3 separate regions of the Mus musculus genome follow, and all the other regions are linked to region 1. Evidence: chromatin loops called from intact Hi-C (ENCODE). Cell type or tissue: heart. All regions are shown on one strand.

Region 1 (8,000 bases):
GTGGAGGAAAAGTGACTAAATGCTTGCCATAGTTTTATTTATTTATTTATTTATTTATTTATTTATTTATTTATTTATTTAGTGGGGCTGGACACAATGTAGATCAGGCTTGCCTACTCTTGAGATCTGCCTGTCCGTGCTTGCTAAGTGCCTGGATTTAACAATGTACACCACCATGCCCGCATTTTACTGCAGAGTCCCCTACTACATAGAAGCCCAAAAGACTCTTTAGCTCAGACACACTGAGGCAAATGGGAGGTCACCGTCAAAGTTCACTGGTTATCGAGAAGAGAAAAGCTCCAGGGTTTGTTCAGCTTAACTTCCTAGCAAGCATAACTCCACGTACCCTATATGAGCAAGGAGGATATTCATGGAAAAACTGTAGCTAATTTTATCAAAGACTCACTGGGCACGCATGTGTGCAGTGGATAGAGCCCTGAGGATTGCTGTGAACGCAGGGAGCAGGGCTGAGGGTGTGGGGTGGAGCTGTCTCCTTCCCACTGAGTTTGGTACCATACAGTAACATACAGTACATACAATACAAGTAACATACAGAAAACAAGAACCGAGTCATCTGCTGTCCCAAGGAAAGCAGCTTTGGAAGGGTTTGTCTTGTCTCACAGTTCCAGGGTGCAGTCCATCCGGAGCTTGAGGTGGCTGGTCACAGTGCAGCAATCAGGAAGCAGAATGGTGGGTGTCTGGGCTCAGCTGCCTTTCTTCTTTGTATTCAGTCTGAGACTCGAATGGAGGGAATGGCGCCATTGGTGGGCAGATCTTTTAGTACTTTGTAGTAGAATCAAGATAGCCTCCTCAAACCCACCCAGAGGTTCGTCTCACAGAGGAGTCTAGAGCTCATCAAACTGACAACCGAGATTAGCCACACAACAGGCACAATTTGATTGTTTTGTTTGTTTGTAAAAGTCCCATCTTGGCTTCCCGTGTCGTCTCCAAAGGCTGAGGCTCATTTAGTTGGTTCTTGATAAATGACGCTGATTGCCATCAGCTCATTCACTCGGAAATCACTCTCTCCCTGCTCTGTTTCCCTTCCCTGTGCAGTTTAGTCATCTTGACTGGCTCACGGGCAACCGGCTTCTCCAAGTGTGTCTGGGAGAGCCCTCCCGGTTGTAGCATTTGGGTTGGTGGTTCTCTCCATCGCAGATGGCCGCCATTTAATATTTTGAATGTCTGAACAGAAACAGGAAGAGTTAGGGGGAATTCTACTTTGCCTAACTGCTTGGCCCTGAACATTGGTTTTCTATCATGACAACAAACTTCCCGAGAGAAACAACTTGCAAGGAAAGGTTTCATGTCTGACTCACAGCTCCTGCAGTTTCAGTTTGTGCTTGCTTATAGGCCAGCGTCAAGACTGAACAGCATAACATCAGGCTGTTCTCATGGTAACAAGGGGAAGAGATGGTGGCAAAATACACCTCATCAATCTATGCCTCCAGCCACCTACTTTCTCCCACCTTCTAAAGTTTCCAAAGCCTCCCAGTAGCCCATTCATATATGGATTTGTCAGCCCCACAGTCAGTCAACCCCAGAGGCCCCACCTCTGACTACCTGCACCTGTCTACATGTGAGCCGGGGGGACACTCTTAGGATCCAGAAACACTGTCTCCTATCTCTCACACAGGCCTCACAGTGACTACTCTTGGCTCTTAGATACTGGATTTATACTTCCTGGGGCCTCAGCTTCTCTTGGTAGGTTGTGAAGTTTCTCAGCATCCAAAATCACGCGAAGCAGTTCCTTTTTCTAGGTCTTTGTCCCAGAGAAATCTGTCTGTCCACTTGTCCATCATCTATCTACTGATTGCCCATCTAGTGACTACCTATCGTTTGTTAATACATATATATATATTAATCTATAATATTTATAAATATGTCAATCGTCAATGCTCTATCAGTGATCTATTGACCAGTCATTTGTAATCTATGTCTTCAATTTTCTATCTTATCTGTCATCTTCTAATTAGCTTCTAGCTTATGTCTACCATCTACCATCTATTGTGTATCTTCAATCGTGTCTATTGATCAATCATCTATCCATCTGTTTATCTACTTAGGATCTATATTCTCTCTTCTATTTACCATCTATACTCTTCTTCTGTCTCCATCTATCAATCACATAGCTATTTAGCTTTCATTTATTTTCTGTTCACCATTACGTTGGGTCTGTTTCTTTGTCCATGCTTCATAAATGCATCCTCCAGGGACTGCCCTCCTCCGTAGTGTAGGCTGGCTGCTGTTTGCCTCTGGTGATCAGTCCCTGATTCCATCCTCATTCAGTGCCCTGGTCTGTTACTGAACTCTAGGTCTGGGCAGTTTGCATTTCTGGAGCGCTTTATTCTTTTAGGTGGGTCTGTATTTCCAGGTGGTGTCTCTTCCCATCTGAAGAATTTCTTGTGCTGCCGGTCTCAGGTGACGAATTCTTCTGGTTTTGCTTATTCCACTGTTGTTGAAAATTAACAACAAACCTCACAGTCATCCAGGAGTCAGCTTCAGCTTCAGCTGGGTCTGTGGACCCTGGACCAAGGTCTCATGCAGCCCAATGTGGCTTCAAACTCTTGATCCTTCTCTTAGACCCCTTCATGCTGTGGTTTTAGGTAGGTACTACCATGCCCACGCAGTCTCTCTACTTTTTTTTTTTTTTTTTTTTTTTTTGTTAACACTGGGGATTGACTCCAAGGCCTCATGTATTCCAGCAAAAGTTCTACCACTGAGCTAAAATCCCAGTCTCCCTTTTTTCTTTCTGAAGGTTTCACCAAGTTTCTCAGGGTGTCTCTGAACTCATTCTTAGCTTAGACAGGCCTTCAATGTATAATCCTCCTGCCTCAATTCCCCAAGCTCCACCGATGAATAGCCCTTCACCATCACCAGTAGGTCTTATGCTGTGACCCTGTTTAATAAAGGGAGTTTTTATTTTACCCCTATATGTTCTTGACTACTGGCCATTAGATATGGCTGCCTATGTGTGACTTTCTTACAGAGGGAGCTGTCATACTGTGGAAGTCTCTTTACCACGGAAGCTTTGGTGGGGTTTGCGACAGACATATTGGTCTTTAGGAAGAAATAACAACACTGTTTCTCCACAATCAAAAGATTACGGTAAAAGTGTAATTCCATACCAGACCTACAGGAGTTAGAAATGATGGGACTTTGCAGTGACGTCATTGCTCTCTGCACGTGCATGTATCATATTTCACAGGAGAGGACATCCTGGCAGCAATCTGAGAAGTAAGCTTATTAGCCAAGTGGATACTACAGAAGCCACAGCTTACAGATGACATCAGTTTATCCAGCAACTTAAGGAAGGAAAAGCTTATTTTAGTTTACAGTTGTCAGGGATACAGCTCATCAAAGTGGGAGACCCACATGTAGGGAAGGAGTATGAGGTACTGGTCACGTGGCACCCCAAGCAAGAAGCAAAGAATGGACAGGAAATAGAACCAGGTATAAAACCTAATGGCTCTCTTCTAGCGCTCCACTTCCTACTGTGAAGCTCCACCCCCTAAATCTCTGCAGCCTTCCAAAGCAGTTCCACCAGCCAGGGAACCCCTTACTGAACTACAGGAGCCTAGAGGGGACATTTTACAGTCACAAGATGGCATGGCCAGAGACCATCTTCCTGTGTAGGGCATGTTGATTGGGCAAGTTTTAAGAGAAATCAAGAATGAGGAGGAGAGAACAGGGGGTTTGTGTGTTTTAAAATGTGATCAAAATACTGTCTTTCATGGAAGGTCTGTGTATACAGTAACTGATCTCTGTAAAGATGTAGCAAGTACCATGGAGTCACAGATGGGACCAGAGAGCATGATACTGAAGCAGGAAGCTAAGCTAACTACACACCTTTAAAACAACAATACATATCAGTAGGGATGGGTGCCTTGGGAATATTCAGAATGGGACTCATTTTCAGACCTGGGAGAATCGGAACTAAATGCCTATGCAAAAAGCCCTGGGGAGCAGCTGACCATTCAAGGCTCTGCCAACAGCAGAAGTCATCCTAGAGCCTGGTGGTGTTTGTACCCCAGCTCTATTTGTGTGTGTGTGTGCACGTTTGAGAGCCCTTGTTTATGTACATGTGTTTGTGAACATGCGTGCATAGATAGGTCCTGTGGAGCTCCAGGTCCAATGTTTCTCTCAAGGGAACTAAGTAAAAATAAAAACTTGCAATACAGGTAAAGAAAAAGCAAGAAGGCTACACATTGGATACAGAAAGAGTTTTTGAAGATATGTAAATTAAAATTAGAATACTTACACCCATAGCAGAACTTCTCCCAATATGATTCTTATATATAAATTAAAAAGAAAAGACTTTTAAGTGAAATTTAGAGCATGAAGCCATGTTAGACTTTAGGATGATGGGATCTGTGGATGATCATGCTTTGGACTCAGGGAGTTGGCCTCTGTCAGGTCAGGACAAACCAGGTTCAGCTATTAGTCTTGAGTGAGCAATCAAGACAGGCAGACTAATTGTGAGAAACAGAAAAAGGGAGTGCACTTGATATACCACACTGGGAAGAGGGTTTTAGCAGCCCCAGGGTCTTGATTTCAGGTTAAGTTTTAAATACAGTAGCAGGCTGTGCACACACAGGCAGCTCTGGTCCAGGGGTGGCGCAGCTGCCTCTGACTCTTTGTTCTCCTTTCTGTAAGGTGGTCTACACAACTGTGAATTTTTTCTCAGAAGAAAAGTTTCCCCGCTGGCTGGCCCGGGCTCTAAGGGATTCTTTTCTCCCAGCTTGAGATTTCTGGGGGTGAGAGGAGTTCCGATTTCTTCCACTTCTTCAATAGTCCAGTAGCCAAGCAAGGAGCACAGACATGTCCTTAGACTATCTTCAGCCCTTCCAGGATGGTTACAAGTACAGCTAATCTTCACAGAGCCACAGGATGAAGCATTGGACCCATAAAGACAATCCTGGGGACATTTAGGTTGAAACATAGCCAACAAAGTGTCTTCCTGTAGAGGGCACCAGATGACTAGGCAGTGAAACCTTGCTGCCCTGTAGTGGGAAGTCCTGGGAAGGAGCCTCTGTGAACATACTGGAGACTTGTGGAAGTTGAAGATCCAGGCTGGGGGTGGGGGGTGGGGGAAACGACACACGGACTCAGTCTTTCCCTGCAAGCTCCATGCAGGCAAGTCCCAGCTCTTCGTATATGCAATCTCTGTGAGACAGCAGTCAGGAGCTTCCTGACAGGGTTGACAGAGGCTGAGGAGAGAGGCTATCAGGCATGCACATAGTTGTGGCAAACAGCAAACATGGAGAGTCACCACAGGCTAAACTACCGTCTGGCAGTTTGCATTGGTGCTCTTAGGAGGCAGAGAAGATGACCTTAGACTTTTATTTGGACAAGAGTATTTAATCTTACTTTTCATTAGATTGTGTTTCCCATGTATCTGTGCCAAAGATGGAAGTCCAACTTAGGAATGGGAGTGAATTCTGAAGTGAGTCTATTGAGAAATAAAAACTCACCCACCTCCAACTTGAGTGTCTGTGTCTAACATTCATGTCAGATATGCAAGCAGGAAAAGGCAGAGATCAGATCTTTGAATATGCTGATTCCTGACCCTGGCTGTGAGGCAAGGCCACAGGGTCATAGGCCAAGCAGGACCTTCTGTGGATAGGCAGATTGCTTGCACCAATGAGATGACAAAGCGTCAGAGTGGGAGGGGTGTGGGTGAGAAGGGGCCAGGCCTCAGTCCGCTGCTGGCAGGCCTCTCCTTACATCCCCACCACTGTGCTGTTGCCAGGAGACTGAAGAAGGGGCCAGGCCACATGGAGTGCAGTGCGGAATGTGTGAGAATGTGCAACCTGTGGTCTCATGAGTCCACGTGATCTGACATGGGCGAGGACTCACTTTCTCTTTTGCAGAGGACAGGACGCACCCACAGATCTGTCTTTTAATACAACTTATCTCTCTCCAAGGCACATATATGTACCCGTGCCCAAAACAGGGACGAGAAAAGCAACATGAAGCCCTCCCTGTTCACCTGGCAACTTAAAACCACCTGTAACTCCAGTTCCAGGGGATCTAACACATGTTCCTCTCTAGCCTCTGTTGGCATCAGGCACACACATGGTGTATATACATACATGCAGGCACAAAATTCATACACATAAAATTAAATATATATCAAATATACATTATATAAAATACACAAATATATATTATATAAATAAAAATATATAATCTATAAAAATAAATATATAAATATATTTTAAAAGGCTGTCTTATTTCACTTAGTAACAAGTGCCCTTACGTGCAACCTTGCCACCCTAAAATATTCTCAAGAAGATGCTACAGTATTCCACAGCCCACTCACATCAGAGAGGTTCCCATGAGTGCTTGCTCAGGAAGCTGCTCCATTGAGCTCTCTTATCCTGTTGAGTCCTTATTTCCTGGTAGCTGTTGGCGTCCTGTGTGGACTTTTTAATGCCTAAGCCCCCACAGCTGCCTGCCCCCTCAGCCCCTCACCTTTGGCTGTCTCTTCTGCGCTTCTAACATGGTACCTTACCACATGACTCCTCAGTGACTCAATCAGGAAATTGCTTATGCAGCTTTTCACAGTGGGGAGGTCAGTGGTTCTATGGCCGTGTGCAGCAGCTGACTGCATGAATCCAGCGGACCAGGAAGCAAGAAGCCAGTCGGAAGTGGGCTGCACTATATACCCTCCTGGCCCATCTCCCTCTGGCCCACTTCTCCCAGCTAGGCCCCTGTCCCTAAGGTTCTATCACTTTCTAAAACAGGACCAAATGTCCAAACAGGAGAACCTGTGGGTCCATTCCCCAGCTCCTTACAGGGCAACCAAGGCTTTCATAACCATGACAACCAAGGCCTTCATAACCATGATGTCTGCCCACTCTCTGTTCCCTCCTGCTTATACTATCTAATCACAGCTATTCAGTCCTTCATAGTTCTAGCTCCTAGACAGTGCCAGATGCCATTCTGATTCCTATCTCCTGCTCCAGGGTCCTGATGCTTGGGCTGATGGGGAAGCCCTTCTGGCCACCGTCCCATGACACTGGAACCCTTGCTCATTTAACTGAGCTTAACATGTGGTAGTGAGGTTCACCTTCCTCATGAGAGGGTAAAATCCTTGAAGTGGGGGACCCATGTCAAGTTCAGCCCAGTATGGCCATAAGTAGGGCTTACTACATACATACCCCACTGGCATCTCCTATGTCACCCCACATGAAGAATGTAAGTGGCCAGGGAGGAACTATGTAAAAGAGGACACTGTTTTGTTCAGCCATTAACACATGCTTTAGCGAGGGCAGGGTGGATCATTAAAAGTCTAAAGCTTCCAACTAGGAGTCAGAACTGAGTAAGTCTCCTCATTTCCTCTTTACGTTTATAGCATGATGTTACTCATGTGTATTTTCTTAACCTAGCCTTAGCTCTACTTAAAAACACTCCTGCAAACATGGATCCACTTGCACATCAGAGGTGGCAAGATGCAGATGCTGTCTTCTGCAAGCCCCAGCACATTTGCACATCATGTTCGGAGGCCAGAGGTCAACTGTAGGTACTGGTCTCAATGGCCCTCCATCCCCACTGAACTTGTTTCGGCTCGGCCGGCCGGTCAATGAGCCCAAGCCGTCCACGTGTCTTTGATTCGCCAGTATTGATGCTAGTGGTGTGACATGTTACACAGGGATGCTGAGGACATGGACCCAGGACTGGTGCTTGTGTGCCAAGTTCTTACTCACCTGCTGAGCACCCCCGGCCTAGCTGTACCTCTGTGTAAGAGACCATTCTGAGGGTTAACAGTATGTTCAGAGAAAGGTCTTTTGTTTTTTTTTTTTTTTTTTTTTTAATCACTGATACATAGACCTACTTTCTTTGGCATCTTTCAAAGGAAACAATATTATATCTTTAAGTATTAAGTATATAAGAAAGCAAGCAACAATTGTATTGCTCCAATGAATCTTGAAAATTTATTATTTGGGAGAATATCAGATATTGATCTTTTTGCTTTATAGCTCATGATAATAATC
Region 2 (8,000 bases), 380 kb after region 1:
CAGCCAAAGAAAATACTCCTTGTTGAGTAAGTATTAGATCTCAGGCTATGGTAGAAACACACATTTCCCAGGTGTCCACAGAGAACATAAATAAGGAGGGTCAGGCTAACTTTGAAGCCGTAGTTATGCTCCTCAAACCCCTCAGAGATTGCCAGCCCTGCTGGGTGTTTTCACACGCCACAGTCTTGGCAGAGGATACACCACATTTCAAAGTACAAATGTCTGTGCTCTTTGCCAAAGCATTACATTTAGGCCCATTTGCAGGGTGTGGGACCTGGAGTTTGCAATTGTAGCTGCTATCAAATATGGAATACCAGATTAGGTTTACAGAATACTCCCAAGTACATGACATCTATAAAATAGAAGTCACTTCTCAAAAGTCAAAATGCCACAGCCTTGCTCATGAACAATCCAAGGTTGGTGTGTGGACGAGCACGCTATTGTTCAGAGAACAGTTTGAGTTTGCACAGAGCTAAACATGACGTTGAGGCAAGGTGTTGAGTAGACAGGCAACTTTTCACACAATTGATTGGTGATTGCTTTATTTATGGATTGAGGAAAATCATGAACATGTTGGGTGCTGTCTCTGTTTGTACACATGTGTGCCCGTGTGCATGCCTCTGCATATATGTGAGCATATGTGCTTGTGTGTGTGCATGCATGTGTGTGCCCATGTGTGCATGCATGTGTATGTATGTGTGCTTGTGTGTGTGACTGTGCATGTGTGTATGTGCATGCATGTATATGTGTCTGAATGTGTGTATGTGTGCTTGTGTGTATGTGTGAGTATGCATGTGCATGTGTGTATGCATTGTATACATTGTGTGCATGTGTGTGCATGTGTTTGCATATGAGTATGTATGTGCAAGTGTGTGCATGTATGTGTGCATGCATGTATATGTGCATGCATATAGTGTGTGTATGTGTTTGTGTGCATGTGTGTATGCATGCATGTGTGTGCATGTGTGAGTATGTGCATGCATGTGTGTACATGTGTATGTGTGCGTGCACTCCCATATGTGTGCATGTAATTGAAGTTCTTTTCCCTCAGTTGCTCAGAAGTCAATCCCTAGGATCATTTTGTCTTGTCTCTTTCTCTCCCACTTCACTTAAGTCTACCAACATTCTGCAGGCCTCCTTTCCGACTCTAGCCAGAGCCCAGCCACATCTGGTCACCTCCTTGGCTGCCAGCCTGTGGTGCCAGCATCTCTTCCTGTACAATGGCAAATGTCTCCCTGATTCTTGCTCTTTGAGATTATTTTCAGTACAAAGACAGAGAGTCCTCTTTAAACAGAAGACAGAGCCTGCCACTCCTCAGACACACCCCGATAATCTTGTCCTCGTTCCGAGAGGAGGTTGATTCCTCCTGGACAGATACGGCCTGGAATGCTCCCCTCCTCGTCTCCTGTCAGCAGTCAGTGCACTCTCCCCACCCCCACGGCCCAGCATGGTGGCCCCATGACCCACCACGGGTCACCACACCCACCTTGGACCTCCATGGACTGTTCTATCTTCCAGCACATGTCAGAGTGCCAGCCCAGGTACAAGTTAGTAAGAACCCAACACTGCCACTGAATCAATAGGAATGAGAAAGATGCTGAGCTCATTGTATGGTCAACATGAGACAGGACTCAACAATGCTGAAGCTAGAAAATTAAGAAAAAGATAAAAATCTGTGTCCTTATAAGAACTAAAGATTTTAAAAGGAACTATTTGAGCTGGGCAGTGGTGGTGCATACCTTTGATCCCAGCACTTGGGAGGCAGAGGCAAGTGGATCTCTGTGAGTTCGAGGCTAACCTGGTCTACAGTGCAAGTTCCAGGACAGCCAGGGCTGCACAGAGAAACCCTGTATCAAAAAAAAGGGGGGGGGCATTATTTCCTTATACCATTTAATAATTATATAGCAGAATTACTTTATATCACTGTACACTTAGCATTTTGAGGCTGGAGAGATTGCTTAGCTGTTAAGAGTGATCACTGGTCTTACAGAAGTCCTAAGTTTGAGTCCCAGGATATACCGCAGGTGGCTCACAACTGCCAGTAACTCCAGCTTAAGGGGTCTGTGGCACTTGTTGCCTCTGGACTCCCCAGGCACATACACTCAGTGTGCACATATCCATGTATACCACACATGGAGACACACACATGTACACACATACAACACACACACAAGAACACACACTTAATAAAATGGATCTTTTTAAAGTCAGCATTTCAAACCGAGTCTCACTTTAAAATTCTATGGTTACAGGTCCTCTGAATGTGATTAAGTACATTAAATACAGTTGTTGTCCATACAAATGTACTTGCAGCATACAGACATGGGGGATTATTTCAATATCACATTTGGGTTGCTGTGTTTTTGATGTCAGAAAGATCCATCCCTGAGGCGTATTGGGGAGAAAGCGCTGAGGCAGAGTGAGGACCCGCCTCAGTGAGCTGAGTTCAGGTGCTTCGCTCTGGTTCACACCTATTTCCTAGTAGTCAGTAAGAATACTCACCGTTACGGAGCCCACGTGTCTCCTAGCTTCTTTATTGAGTTCTGTGAAAGACAGTCATCTTCAGTTGATTTCCCTTGCATGGAGTCTGTTCATGATCAAGTGTGAAAACGACAGCTGAGCGAATCGACGAACTATAAAATAGACTCTGAAGCCAGCCGTGCACGTAGTGTTGACCCGGCCTGTTGACTCTCGCCAGCAGGGGGAACACGGAGCTGCAGGGAACACGAAGCAGACACCACTGACTTGGAGGAAGAGGGGAAGAAACACAAGGTCTCACCTGGAATCTTCAGACCACAGGCATCCTAGTTACCATAGAGCCTCCCTGTTCCTTCATAAGGGAGCACTTCATCCTTGCTGTCTGACATCTGTCATTTTACAGGGCAACAGATAAGACAGAGACAACAGAAGATGTCGTGTGGGGATAAAATAAATCAGTGGATAAGGTACAAGTCATGGAAGCATCCCAGGTCTTCAGCATTCACAGAAAACATAAAAGCCGGGTGCCGTAGCTCCCTCCTGTGGGCAACAGAATTTAGAGGCAAGCAACAGGTAGATCAGGGAAGCTCACTGGCCAACCTGTCTTGCCAAAATGGCAAGGTTTAGGCTAAGTGAGAGACCTCATCCAAGGCAGAAAGGGATAGAGGAAGATATCTAGTGTTGACATTTGGCTTCCACGGTGCCCTTATGGGTAAGCATGCCCAGTCGCGGGCGAGTGTGTGCACACACACACACACACACATACACACACACACACACACACACACATACACACACATACACACACACACACATACACACACACACACACATACACACACACACACACACACACACACACACACACAGAGAGAGAGAGAGAGAGAGAGAATTTAAAGTTTAAAAAAAAGTATTTTCCTAACCTACAGTTAGCCCTTTATAATTCTATTCATTTTTACTGCTCTCTGAACAAGCCTTCAAATTTGAACTTGTTGCTACATTTTTATGCACCAGAATGATATATTTCAAACTTGGAACATTTTTTTCTGACTGAGAAATCTTTACACTTTAGGGTTGCTTAATGTATCCAGGAATCTGACAGTAGCTTGTGTCAACGTGACAAAGAACTGTCCTGCAAACCTGCTGTGGCTAGACAACAGGGCTCTGAAGAGTAACAGCTTGTCATGATGAAGCCCTCCAGCCAGGTCAGAAAGCACGGAAGACACACTGGCAGTTTTCCTTTAGTCTCTGGGCATCAGAGAAGTCCTTGAACGATTCCGTCGCTTTGGATCCCTCTGCTGGCTGCATTGTGGCACATGCCCTGGGGTGGGAAAGACTCTGAGGCTGCTTATGGGGTCAGGAGGAAAGAACTAAGTGCCTGCAAGGGCAGTGTCACAAAGAGAAAAATCAAAGCACTGTTCGGAGTACACACATAGCTGGTTGAAATCATGAAGGAGGAGAAGAAAGACTCAAAGCAGAGTGCAAAGCTCTTGGCTTGAGAAGTCTGGTTGGTTCCTACTGAGTGAGCAGACAGAGACAGCGTCCTCGGGATGTTTGGAAAGTGAGGTAATGAAATTGGTTTGAGGCACAGCCCATCATGCAGAACACCCAGATGGAGAAGTCAAATGGACACGTGGAAATACTTAAGATGACTAAGAGAACATAGCCTGTGTAGTTAGATCACTGGATATCGTGTGTGTGTGTGTGTGTGTGTGTGTGTGTGTGTGTGTGTGTGTGCGCGCGCGCGTGCGCGTGCGAACTCATGTGTGTGCACACTTGATAGTTTGTGTGTGTCTGCATGCAATCTGTGCACTTGACAGAAAAGCCACAGCCCAGGGAGAAATGTTCTGCAATGAAAACCAGGCCTGTGTGAGTGCTGGTCTGGACTTAGGGCTCCTCCTCATCAGCTTCATGTTTGCTCAAAGAACAAAACGAGGAGGCCAAGCAGGTCTTCCCACATTACAGCAATGGAATTAAAGTGTTACTGTCCAACTGAATCTATAGACCACACATTTTATAAGTGACGAGATGTGTTCAAAGACTGAGGCTGTCTTATATGGACTTAGATGTACTGGACTATGTACCAGCAAGAGGAAAGCACGTCTGACATTTCTCTGGAGACGTAGTTTGCAGTTATGAAGCCCGTGGTCATGTGGTAGTTGCATAGCAGGAAGCACATATAGTTACCTAACTCCAGCACAGACTTGGATACTGGCAACGAGGGACAATTGTCAAAAAGAAACAGGCCGTCAGAGTCTGAATCAGTGTTAGTCTCAACCTGTGGCATTGGATCTTCACACAGTGAGAGGCCCTGTGACCCTGTGACATACAACCCCAAACTTACATGGGTCTGCATTAAACCGAGTCACATGCAAGTGAAATAGATTGTAGCAGCAGCAGTTAAGTATTACACAGCCCCCTTATTAGCACAGCTCTGCACTAACATGCATATTTGGTACCTTTGGTACCTTAAGATCAGGGTCTAAAGTCACACTCAACATGACTTCTATTTTCACTTGGTGGCCTGGTCCTGACCAGGATTCCTGGAGACTGGAGAGGATGAGCACGTCATCCATCAGCTCACTTGGCCACACTCGTACCTCCCGGTGTCCCTTCCTTTAGGAATGTGGAGCTGCTGCTATCTCTGCCCGATGGTCACCACTGTCCTCTGCACACCTGACACCTGCCCTCTGCACATCTCCATACCTGCCCTCTGCACAGCCCTCACACCTGCCCTCTGCACAGCCCTCACACCTGCCCTCTGCACACCCCTCACACCTGCCCTCTGCACAGCCCTCACACCTGCCCTCTGCACACCCCTCACACCTGCCCTCTGCACAGCCCTCACACCTGCCCTCTGCACACCCCTCACACCTGCCCTCTGCACACCCCTCACACCTGCCCTCTGCACACCCCTCACACCTGCCCTCTGCACACCCCTCACACCTGCCCTCTGCACACCCCTCACACTGCCCTCTGCACACCTCCACACCTGCCCTCTGCACACCCCTCACACCTGCCCTCTGACACCTTTATCACACCTGCCCTCTGCACACCTCCACACCTGCCCTCTGCACAGCCCTCACACCTGCCCTCTGCACACCTCTCACACCTGCCCTCTGCACACCCCTCACACCTGCCCTCTGCACACCTTTATCACACCTGCCCTCTGCACAGCCCTCACACCTGCCCTCTGCACACCTCTCACACCTGCCCTCTGCACACCCCTCACACCTGCCCTCTGCACAACCCTCACACCTGCCCTCTGCACACCTCTCACACCTGCCCTCTGCACAGCCCTCACACCTGCCCTCTGCACAGCCCTCACACCTGCCCTCTGCACACCCCTCACACCTGCCCTCTGCACAGCCTTCACACCTGCCCTCTGCACACCCCTCACCTGCCCTCTACACACCTGTATCATCCAACCCCCACTCTGGTGTCACTTATTCTTCCATTTAGGGTAATATCACAGTCTCAGTCGTGTCAAGCCACTTAGTCAGTCTTCCCATGTGGGCTCTGTGTGTGTGTGTGTGTGTGTGTGTGTGTGTGTGTGTGTGTGTACATGGATGCATGGACATATGTGCCTTTAGTGTAAAACATGTGCTAGTGTACGTGAGCCACTTTCCACTTTCCTTTGTGAAATGGGAACAGGAGAACACCTAAGCATGTGGACAGCACAGGAAGCCTTGGATCAGCAGACAGAAGGTTGAGTCCTTCTGTCCCAGGGGTTGGAGAGAAGTTGTTTCTCAAGTCACCACACCCATCTTAGCTCCTCAAATACTCCATCGTGAGCAAGTGGGACAGGAAATGGCACCAAGCAGACTCTGGTTACTTCCTAGCTATGTTTTAATGACAGAGACCAGCCTGTTCTGAACACAGAGACCCTGGTTTTTGTCTCCTGTCTGTCCTCTCCACTGCACTGCTTGAAGCCCTGTCTGCTTAATGGAAGCGGCGTGTTACATTCCCTGTGAGATGACGCTGTGTGTTCTGGGCTTCTCCTGATGGCACATCTTGTGACATCATTGCTGGCCTGAGTCAAATGCCTCAGGAATGTGTTCTCTCCTAACTGTTCTTTAAGGTCACTGACAGGAAAGGGAGGCCATTTTAAAGTCCATTCTCCTCCTGGTTACCTCTCATCACACTGCTGGCTGTGGTGAGACTCCATGACTGAGCAATGGCCTGAGGCTCGGAATATCTGGAAATATCTCTTGAGGAAGGGCGAGGGCCCTGGATTTATATCAAAGTCTTCTGTTAACTTCCTCTTTGAGGCCTTTTTTTCTGAGCAGATGATAAAACAGAGCTGGGGAGGGGGTGGGGGGTGACTCAGTCACAAGAGTACTTGCCAAACAAGCAAGAGTACCAAGTATGGTCCCCAGGGCACGAGGAAAAAAGCTGAGTGTGTTGACACACGCTTGTAATCCCAGCACAGAGATGTAGGAACACTGATCCCTGAGACCGCTGGGTTCTCACAAAAATGTGGGAGAATGACCCTTGAGGTTAAGAACTGGCCTCCACGTAGGAAAGCATACCTGGGCATACAGCGCGCGCGTGCACGCGCACGCGCACACGCACACACACACACACACACACACACACACACACACACGCACAATCAAATAGCATAGCATATCACCAATGGAATTCAACAAACTCTGTTAGAACTGAAGCAGTTCCCTGGAGATGAAGCTTTCTACCTTACTTCTAAGCCACCATGTTGCCTCCTTCCTGTCTCTGCCCGTCCTTCAGAGCCTGCTAACTCCCCTTGAGAAGTGCCAGTAATTCTCCAGACCGTGGCCCAGTGTGTTGTTTCAGGTATAATAGTATTTGTTAATTTGTTATTCTACCAAGATGCAATTTGTGAGTGGATGATAAAGCTGTAATTCCCACAGTGGAGACGGGGGCTCTTCCTTCAGTAAACACAGTGAATCTACCCTGGGGAGGCGTGAGAAGGAACAAGTCCCCAGGTGTTCTCTGACTTGGGGAGCTTAGCGTCTACCATGATGAGGTGAAGTCATGAAAGTGAGCCTTGACAGACCTCAGAAACTGATGTTGCCAGGGTGGAAAAGACAGTGTGTCCCACTAACACCTGGGAGAGGAATGAGTCATTTCTACCTTCAGGAGAATCAGAAATAATGTATGAAAAAGACACATGGTAATAGCGTCAGTATTTATAATAAAACAAGAACTACATTTAAAGGTATTGTATTTAGTCCTCTATAAGGTAGGCATTTGCTCTGTTTTGTGATGTGAAGGCTAGGCTGGACGTTAATGAAGAGTTGGTTTTGTTTGTTTGTTTGTTTTTGAGGTAGAACCGAGAGGGTAGAGAAAGGCACTGTTCATTGGTGGGAATCGGCAGTATCAAGGCGTGGGTGTTGGGAAGCCAGAGGCATCTACTGGCACCGTGCAGGTCAGTGTGGTTGGAGCATTGGAAGGGTCAAAGCCAGTTACAAAAGAGCCACGCGTGCAGGCTGTGCCGGAGCAGCACATCAGGAAGAGACAGTAAGACAGGCCTGCTGGTC
Region 3 (8,000 bases), 580 kb before region 1:
TCAAGATAAGCATATCTTTCCATGGCAGTTTCTACACTTAGATGCTGATGACTGTAAACATATAAGACTGATGTAAACATCATTCATTTAACAGCCTCTTTCGTGCGGCATGATCTTCCCTTTAGCTTAAAAGCCTCTGAGGTCCCGGGAAATCTTTCCTTCAGCATAAGAGCCTATCTGTGGAGTCGTTCTGTTTTGGCTCACACCTTTCTGTTTGCTGGAGGCAGGAGAGGAGATGTTGCAGTCTCTTGGGGTGTGGCTTGCATTCCTCAGACCTGTCACACATGGCTCTGTGTGACATTCCCGTCAGTAGCCCACATCTCATCTGTGAAGAATTAAGGATTAAGAACATTTCTCAGAAGGGGAATTGTGAAGTTAAATGAATGAACTCTCAAAAGCATTTTTAAAGAAACATCACACAAGAGGTTCTGCAAACTCAAATTAGTCCTACTTCTCTTACTTGTGGTGATCTCTCTCCCTTATCTCCTGATTAAAATTCAACCTGCCCTTTAATGGTTTCCTTGAACACCAGGAATAATTATTTTTTTTAATTTTATGCATATGAGTATACTGTACTGTATGTATGTCACTGTTTTCAGACACACCAGAAGAGGTCATCAGATCCCATTACAGATGGTTTGAGCCCCCATGTGGTTGCTGGGAACTGAACTCAGGACCTCTGGAAGAGCAGTCAATGTTCTTAACCACTAAGCCATCTCTCCAGCCTTCAGGAATAATTCTTATATAAATTAGCTCATCACAGATCACTCCATCCCTCCTGTGACCTATGTTATTTACAAATTATTCATTTCTTTCTCCTAGCTCTGGTCAAATTCTGCTTTGTAGTATAGCTGACCTTATTTATGTCTTATTTTCCTTCTGAGGTCACAGGGTTGGTGGCCAGGGATAGGAGTCTTGCCTAAAATAGCACAGGCCACAAAGTTTTCTCCTTAAAGATGCTCTGTTAGTGTTTATTACAAAAGTTCTCTCTCTCTCTCCACCATGCCTGACTTACAATTCAGTTTTTTTCTTTTTTTTTCTTTTTTTTCTTGTATTTTCTTCAATTACATTTCCAATGCTATCCCAAAAGCCCCCCCCCCCCCCACTCCTCTACCCACCCATTCCCATTTTTTGGCCCTGGCATTCCCCTGTACTGGGGCATATAACGTTTGCCTGACCAATGGGCCTCTCTTTCCAGTGATGGCCGACTAGGTCATCTTTTGATACATATGCAGCTAGAGTCAAGAGCTCCGGGGTACTGGTTAGTTCATAATGTTGTTCCTCCGATAGGGTTGCAGATCTCTTTAGCTCCTTGGATACTTTCTCTAGCTCCTCCATTGGGGGCCCTGACAATTCAGTTTTTTAGCATCATGAAATATTTTCCTTTAAAGTCCTAAAATATCCAGGAACTGCCTTAGCACAACTTTTTCTTCCTTCTTTAGCAACATTCTTCTTTATGCATCATTCACTAATTACTTTGATAACTACGGCTGTTACTATATTTGGGGAAGAGACAAAGTAGTAGACTTTGAGGTGTGCATAATTTATTGTTTACAGCTAATGTCTGTGAATGCATGTGGCTGTAAGTTTATTTGGGTGTTTTTCTTTCTCTCTAGTAGTAACTTTTCTCACAGCCATGACACAATACTATCAACAGCAACAGAAGAAGAAATGGCTTATTTTGCTACAGTTGCAGGCTATGGGCCATCTTGGTGGGGACGACAAGGTGGCAGGGCTCTGAGGCAGTCACCCCGAGGAGCAGAGCCAGATGGATGCTGGTGCCGATCTCAGTTTGTCTTTTTATTCAGCCTGGAGCTCTTCAGTCTGTGAGATGTTGTTGCTCCATTCAGGACTGTCTTCCCTCCTCAGTAAACCTCTCTGATTGTAAACCCAGTCAGGCCCACAGTGACGGCCCATGTCATCTTTTTTCCTCCCTCCCTTTTTAACATTATTAGTTTGTGCTTTGCTGACTGATGGAGATGACTGGCAAGCAGACAAAGACAGGGATGTGTGACTTTTACCCACACAGACCTGTGGACATCATGGGTCTCCATAGGCTTGTGGCTCAGTCTCACATGTCCACAGATCTGGGGCTCAGTCAGACTTCAAAGACTTGGGACTCAGTTATGCATTTCCATAGTTTTGGGCTCAGCCATAGGCTTCACAGACTGGGGGCTCCATCATAGAGTTTCCCCCTCATTTTGTAGACAAGGACTCCCAGTTCTCTGGGACTGGATGACTTTTCCCAAGGCCCGAAGCTTTAAAATAAAAGGCCTGGGTGCTCTTGATAGGGTTTAGAGTGTGGCATGGTCTGTGGTAGAACATGGGCAGCACCGCCAAGGGCAGAAGCTGTTTTGTGTTGGGCTTGGTTGGGTGGATTCTCGTTTCTGTTTACATCCTGCTTATGTGTGAGCCATGGCTCTGAGCTTGGATTTACTATTACCTGGAACTAAGTATTCTAATTCATCAAATGTAACCCTTTGATACAGCTTTAGATACAGTCTGGCTAACTTTGCATTGGTTACATTTCTGTTACTAGATAAGATACTCCAACACAGGCAGCTTAAGGAAAGAAGGTTTATTCTGGTTTACCTGTTTCTGGCTACATTCCATCATGGCAAGGATGTCACAGTGGCAGGAGCTCACTATGGCTGGCCACATCCACAGTTCAAAACAGCTTGCTTCTTAGTTTTAGGTGGTCCAGGATCAAGACCCAGCAATGTTGTCTCTTACTTTAGTGGACTCTTCTCCGCCACACTGGCGAGGTCAGAGGCTAAACTAACCTGGGTAATCCCTCACAGGTGTGCCCAAAGGCTTGCGAGTCCGGATTCTGCCAAGTTGTGGATCACTACTGACCCACAGATTATATACATATATATATATATATATATAATATAAATGTAATATATTTATATAATATATGTTAATAGATAAATAAATGTAAAATAAAAATATATATCTGTGATGGGATTTATGTATAGTACATAATGGCTATACATAATTATAATATAAGGAATATAAGAAACAAACAAGAGTACAAAGCCAAAGCCCACGTGACCATGTGTCACAGCGCAGATGACACCACAGACGACAGCTCCTCTCTCCCTCAGCCCAGCTCTCTTCCACCATTTTCAGATAAATGAGCTCTGAGTGAAGCCACATGGTGGGTGGATTATGGTTTTGTTTTGTATTTTTATTTCTCTAGTACAATACTTCAGTTGTCGTTCTAAGTCCTCAGTGGCAGGGCAGCTGGCTGTTTGTCATGAAGCTCTGTTGACTCTTCTTCATAGCAGAGTGCTGTCCCTATGTTCTCATGAAGTGTGGTTCCAGTGGGCATGCCACCTGTGGCTTCTTCTCCTCTCCCCATGTCTCGTAGTGGTTCCTAGAAAACCCCCTGCCTCCATCTGCCCCTCTGCCTTGTGCCCTGTTACATTCTGAGCGTTGCATCATCTCTGATCATGAATCTATTGGTCTATCAAACCTGCTTGGCCAACCACACTTTGGTAAATTCTTTGGGTCTGGGTTCCAGGTCAGTAGTGGGATCACTGGAGGAATCTTCTTTGTGTGTGTGGTATTTAAGCATGTTCACAGTGTATGTGTGTGTGTGTGTGTGTGTGTATGGGGGGGGGGGAAGAGGGAGAGACAAGGTGCATGCTGGGATTGATCTCAGATCATCCAGCTTTCAGTGATGCTTTATCCATTGGGACATCTTATGGGCCCAGGTTCAGCACATTCTTACTGGCACTTTTAATTTAAAACAAATTTTGCTTTGTTTTTCAGCTTAATCCTGACTATCGAGATGCTCAAAATGAAGGAAAAAATGTGGTGAGTAGACTTTCCTGTCAGTTTGTCCCAAATGTTCCACATCTTATTTTATACGAATAAATCAAAAGACATTTTACTAACAAGCTTGAAGACTAGGACCCCATTCTTAATTGAAGGAATGGTCAGAGAAGCATGTGGGCTCAGATGCTATCCCCATCCCTGCCAGCAGGGGGCGCTAAGGGAATTCCTGCCTCTTGAAGGCTGGTTATTGCAAGACGCCGAGGCTTCTGGGAAATAGGCTATGGTAGGTCTATGTTCAGTTTCCAGAAGTACATGGAAGTACTATCTAAAAGGGGGGCGGGCAGTGAAATGGTTCTTGGGTGTTTCCGGAGGGTCTGAACTCTGTTCCCCAAACCCATATGGTAGAAGGAGAAAACCAACTCACAAGAGTTGGACTTTACATGTCTGTTGTGGCATCTGTCCCCCACATCCATGCACATCCATGCACATACATACATGAAAACTAAATGTAATAGGAAGTTATAAAGAGGGCTGGAGGGGTAGCTCATGATACAGGGTTTACATGTGAGGCTGTAGGTTCAGTCCTCAGTACTGGGGGACAAGTTGCTTCTAGGAAGGCACCCATCAAACCTTCCCACTGTGTGGCTTAATTACAGCTCTGCTCTGCTTCCTGCATGGACGGTGGCCATGCAGCTGGCTGTGTGGGTTGAGCAGAGTGGGTGGACACAGAAAATGCAGCTTCACGGAGCGGTTAGGAAGCAGGATTCTGTGCTAAGCAGTAGACTCAGGGTGACATCCCTTCTCACTAATCAAGCCTTGTTTGGCTGCGCTGCTCTCCTCCTAATTCCTCAACTCCACTAAAGCTGAGAAGAACATGCCTGTGTTTGAGAGCTTGTCCCCAGATTCACTGCAATCACACACAGGGCAGGTGGTCTGCATTCTGGACTGTGCCAGTCTCCTGTGAGAGACCGCCAGCAGCAGAGGTTTGGTTTAATGAGCCTGTCTCCAGAGCCTCAAGTTTGACTGTAAAGAAAACTGAGCCCGTGAAGGTGTAGTGCGCACAGTGTGGCTTCTTGTTCCATAATCTGTTTGTCACATTGCAGTAATTACACTTCTGTCTGAAGAGGAAAGGAGAAGGGTTGTTAGAGTCGATCTGCAGCCTGTGACAGAGAAGATCAATTTCCCAAAACAGAGCGCCGGCCTCTCACGCAGAGTTCCAGTAACAGTGATGGCGATGATGCTGATTTTCCCCTTAATTTTCCCCGCGTTGGCGACTTAATGACCTGCTAATATTTTTTCCTGTAATTCAGAAACCTTTATCAAAACGTCACCTTCCATTTTGGAAGTCTCAGAGGTTAATGCAGGGTGTTGCAGAAATGAGGCTGTGTGTGTCGGGGCTCCCATTAAGGCCGAATTGCTGTGTTCACTTTACAAAGGGGCCCATTATTTCCAATCTTACAAATGCAGCTTCCCTGTGCACCCGGTAGACATTGGCACCGTGTCAAGCCCAGCTGGGAACCTGATGGTCATTATTTCTTCTCGAAGGTCCACATTTTTTCAGATGGCTCTGCAGAGGGGATTTTTTTAAAAAAAATTCTCTGCAATGCCATTCGTATTACCAAACATATTTATGTGGCAAGGGATCTGATTATTTTGAAGGCAGTTCTGTTGGGGTCTCACAGCCTCTGCATTATTGGCACAGTGGACCAAATAATTCTTTGTGGTGGTGGCAAGATGAGCTCTGTATGAGTAGTGGGGTGTCCTCTGCCTAAGTCGTAGCGGGTGTTCCCTCAATGGTAGAGGGGCACCCCCTGGAAGGCAGGCTGATGGCAGCATGCTGATCTCATCTTACTGGGTGTTAGAAGCTTCACCCCACCCCAGCTCTCAGCTGTGACAACCAAAAATGTGTCCAGAAATTTTCAGATGTCCTCTAAGCATCAAAATCCTCCTATGTGGCCAGGAACAGACCTGCGTGTGTTTATACACATGGAAATGTTCTAGAAAAAGGAGACTGTTGAAGAAGCACTTTCAAATTCTGATCTGTAGAATTTGGAGATGGGGGTTTAGGTTCTGTCAGATCTTCACATTGCCATGGGTTTCACTCCAGGCTCACTGGCAGTAAGATGGGCAGACTTAGAAAGCAGAAAGGATCCCTCAGGAAGCTCTGGGGATGAGGCTTACAGAGACAGAGAAACTCCCGGCAGCTTCCGGAAGCAGCCTGGGATGTGTGGCTTCCCCAAGCAGAGTTGGAGGTTGGGCTGAGGAGGGAGGGGAGAGCCATGACAGAAATGTGGCAGCCTTCTGCAGCCTGTACGTCAGCTCCAAACTCAGACAGAGCTTCTCCCAGCACGTCTTAGGCTCCAACAGCACAGAAATGTGATGTTCAATCTAAAGTCAGTGACTCACCATGACTCAACACAAAGGTGTCCTGGGGTGCCCTGAAGTACACCTTTCCAGGAGAGGGGGCTGGAGCAGGAGCACAGCCATCAGCTCCCTTGTGGCTTTGAATCAGGGCAGGTGCCTCCCTGTGCAGCTCTCCCTGTTCAGTGCCTCCCTGTGCAGCCCAAAGTGTGCAGTGCCTCCCTGTGCAGTGCCTTCCCGTGCAACCCTTCCTGTGTGGTGCCTCCCTGTGCAGCCCTCCCTGTGCAGCTCTCCCTGTGCAGTGCCTCCCTGTGCAGCCTTCCCTGTTCAGTGCCTCCCTGTGCGGTGCCTCCCTGTTCAGTGCCTCTCTGTGCAGTTCTCCCTGTGCAGCCCTCCATGTGCAGCCTTCCTTGTACAGTGCCTCCCTCTGCAGCCCTCCCTGTGCAGCCCACCCTGTGCAGTGCCTCCCTGTGCAGCCCACCCTGTGCAGTGCCTCCCTGTGCAGCCCTCCCTGTACAGCTCTCCCTGTGCAGCCTACCCTGTGCAGTGCCTTCCTGTGCAGCCCTCCCTGTGCAGCCCTCCCTGTGCAGTGCCTCCCTGTGCAGCCCTCCCTGTGCAGCTCTCCCTGTGCAGTGCCTCCCTGTGTAGCCCACCCTGTGCAGTGCCTTCTTGTGCAGCCCACCCTGTGCAGTGCCTCCCTATGCAGCCCTCCCTGTGCAGCCCACCCTGTGCAGCCCACCCTGTGCAGTGCCTTCCTGTGCAGCCCTCCCTGTGCAGCCCTCCCTGTGCAGCCCTCCCTGTGCAGTCCACCCTGTGCAGTGCCTCCCTGTGCAGCTCTCCCTGTGCAGCCCACCCTGTGCAGTGCCCCCTGTGCAACCCTCACTGTGCAGTGCCTCCCTGTGCAGCCCTCCTTGGGCAGTGTGCAGCCTTCCCTATGCAGTCCCTCCCTGTGCAGCCCTCTTTGTGCAGTTCTCCCTGTGCAGTGACTCCCTGTGGAGCCTACCCTGTGCAGTGCTTTCTTGTTGCAGTCCACCCTGTGCAGTGCCTCCCTGTGCAGCCCTCCCTGTGCAGCACACCCTGTGCAGTGCCTCCCTGTGCAGCCCACCCTGTCCAGTGCCTTCTTGTGCAGTCCACCCTGTGCAGTGCCTCCCTGTGCAGCCCTCCCTGTGCAGTGCCTCCCTGTTCAGTGCCTCCCTGTGCAGCCCACCCTGTGCAGTGCCTCCCTGTGCAGCCCACCCTGTGCAGTGCCTCCCTGTGCAGCTCTCCCTGTGCAGTGCCTCCCTGTGCAGCCCACCCTGTGCAGTGCCTTCCTGTGCAGTCCACCCTGTGCAGTGCCTCCCTGTGCAGCCCACCCTGTGCAGTGCCTCCCTGTGCAGCCCACCCTGTGCAGTGCCTTCCTGTGCAGTCCACCCTGTGCAGTGCCTCCCTTTGCAGCCCAGCCTGTGCAGCCCAGCCTGTGCAGTGCCTCCCTGTGTAGCCCTCCCTGTGCAGTGCCTCCCTGAGCAGTGCCTCCCTGTGCAGCCCACCCTGTGCAGTACCTCCCTGTGTAGTGCCTCCCTGTGCAACCCTTCCTGTGCAGCCTTCCCTGTGCAGTGCCTCCTTGTGCAGTCTTCCCTGTGCAGCCTTCCCTGTGCAGCCCTCCCTATGCAGCCCCAGAGATCGGTGCTTTTTCTTTCTAGTTTAAAAAGAATGCCATCTGGGGTTGAAAGACAACTTAGTCAGTCAAGTGCTTGCTTTGCAAGCATGAGGACCAGAGTTCAACCTCAGCACCACTTAAAAATAGCTGGCTATGGTGGTGCCTGCCTGTCACTGCAGCATTGTGGGGAGACAGGCAGGTCCTTGGGGATTGCTGG

The links. Peaks named below come from ENCODE experiments on the same cell type or tissue, not always from the same donor. Only the 100,000 strongest peaks of a DNase experiment are listed, where the experiment ranks them.
Region 2: it touches region 1 in a loop (8-fold over the local background); 4 of 42 quality-filtered maps call a loop at or near these places.
Region 3: a loop joins it to region 1, with 3 times the contacts of the local background. A loop is called at or near these places in 16 of 42 quality-filtered maps.

Annotation. Positions count from the first base shown.
Region 1 is chr6:145,820,997-145,828,996 of GRCm38, reverse strand. It overlaps Rassf8 (Ras association (RalGDS/AF-6) domain family (N-terminal) member 8), which reads right to left. Exons shown (of 5, transcript NM_027760.3): 5 at 7,918-8,000. Among named protein-coding and RNA genes, the nearest start is that of Gm38927, 17 kb to the left of the region's middle. In heart, a CTCF peak has its summit at 4,965 (motif pointing right); no DNase peak of the experiment used is centred here; H3K27ac peaks cover 609 bases.
Region 2 is chr6:145,437,681-145,445,680 of GRCm38, reverse strand. It overlaps Gm15499 (a long non-coding RNA gene), which reads right to left and starts at 2,811. Exons shown (of 3, transcript XR_378154.3): 1 at 2,503-2,811. It also overlaps a transcript of Lmntd1 not described here. In heart, CTCF peaks have their summits at 2,700 (motif pointing right) and 3,777 (motif pointing left); DNase peaks (open chromatin) are centred at 3,786 and 4,004; H3K27ac peaks cover 4,737 bases.
Region 3 is chr6:146,401,583-146,409,582 of GRCm38, reverse strand. Itpr2 (inositol 1,4,5-triphosphate receptor 2) reads left to right here. Exons shown (of 57, transcript NM_019923.4): 10 at 3,781-3,825. Among named protein-coding and RNA genes, the nearest start is that of Itpr2, 97 kb to the left of the region's middle. In heart, a CTCF peak has its summit at 3,987 (motif pointing right); no DNase peak of the experiment used is centred here; H3K27ac peaks cover 470 bases.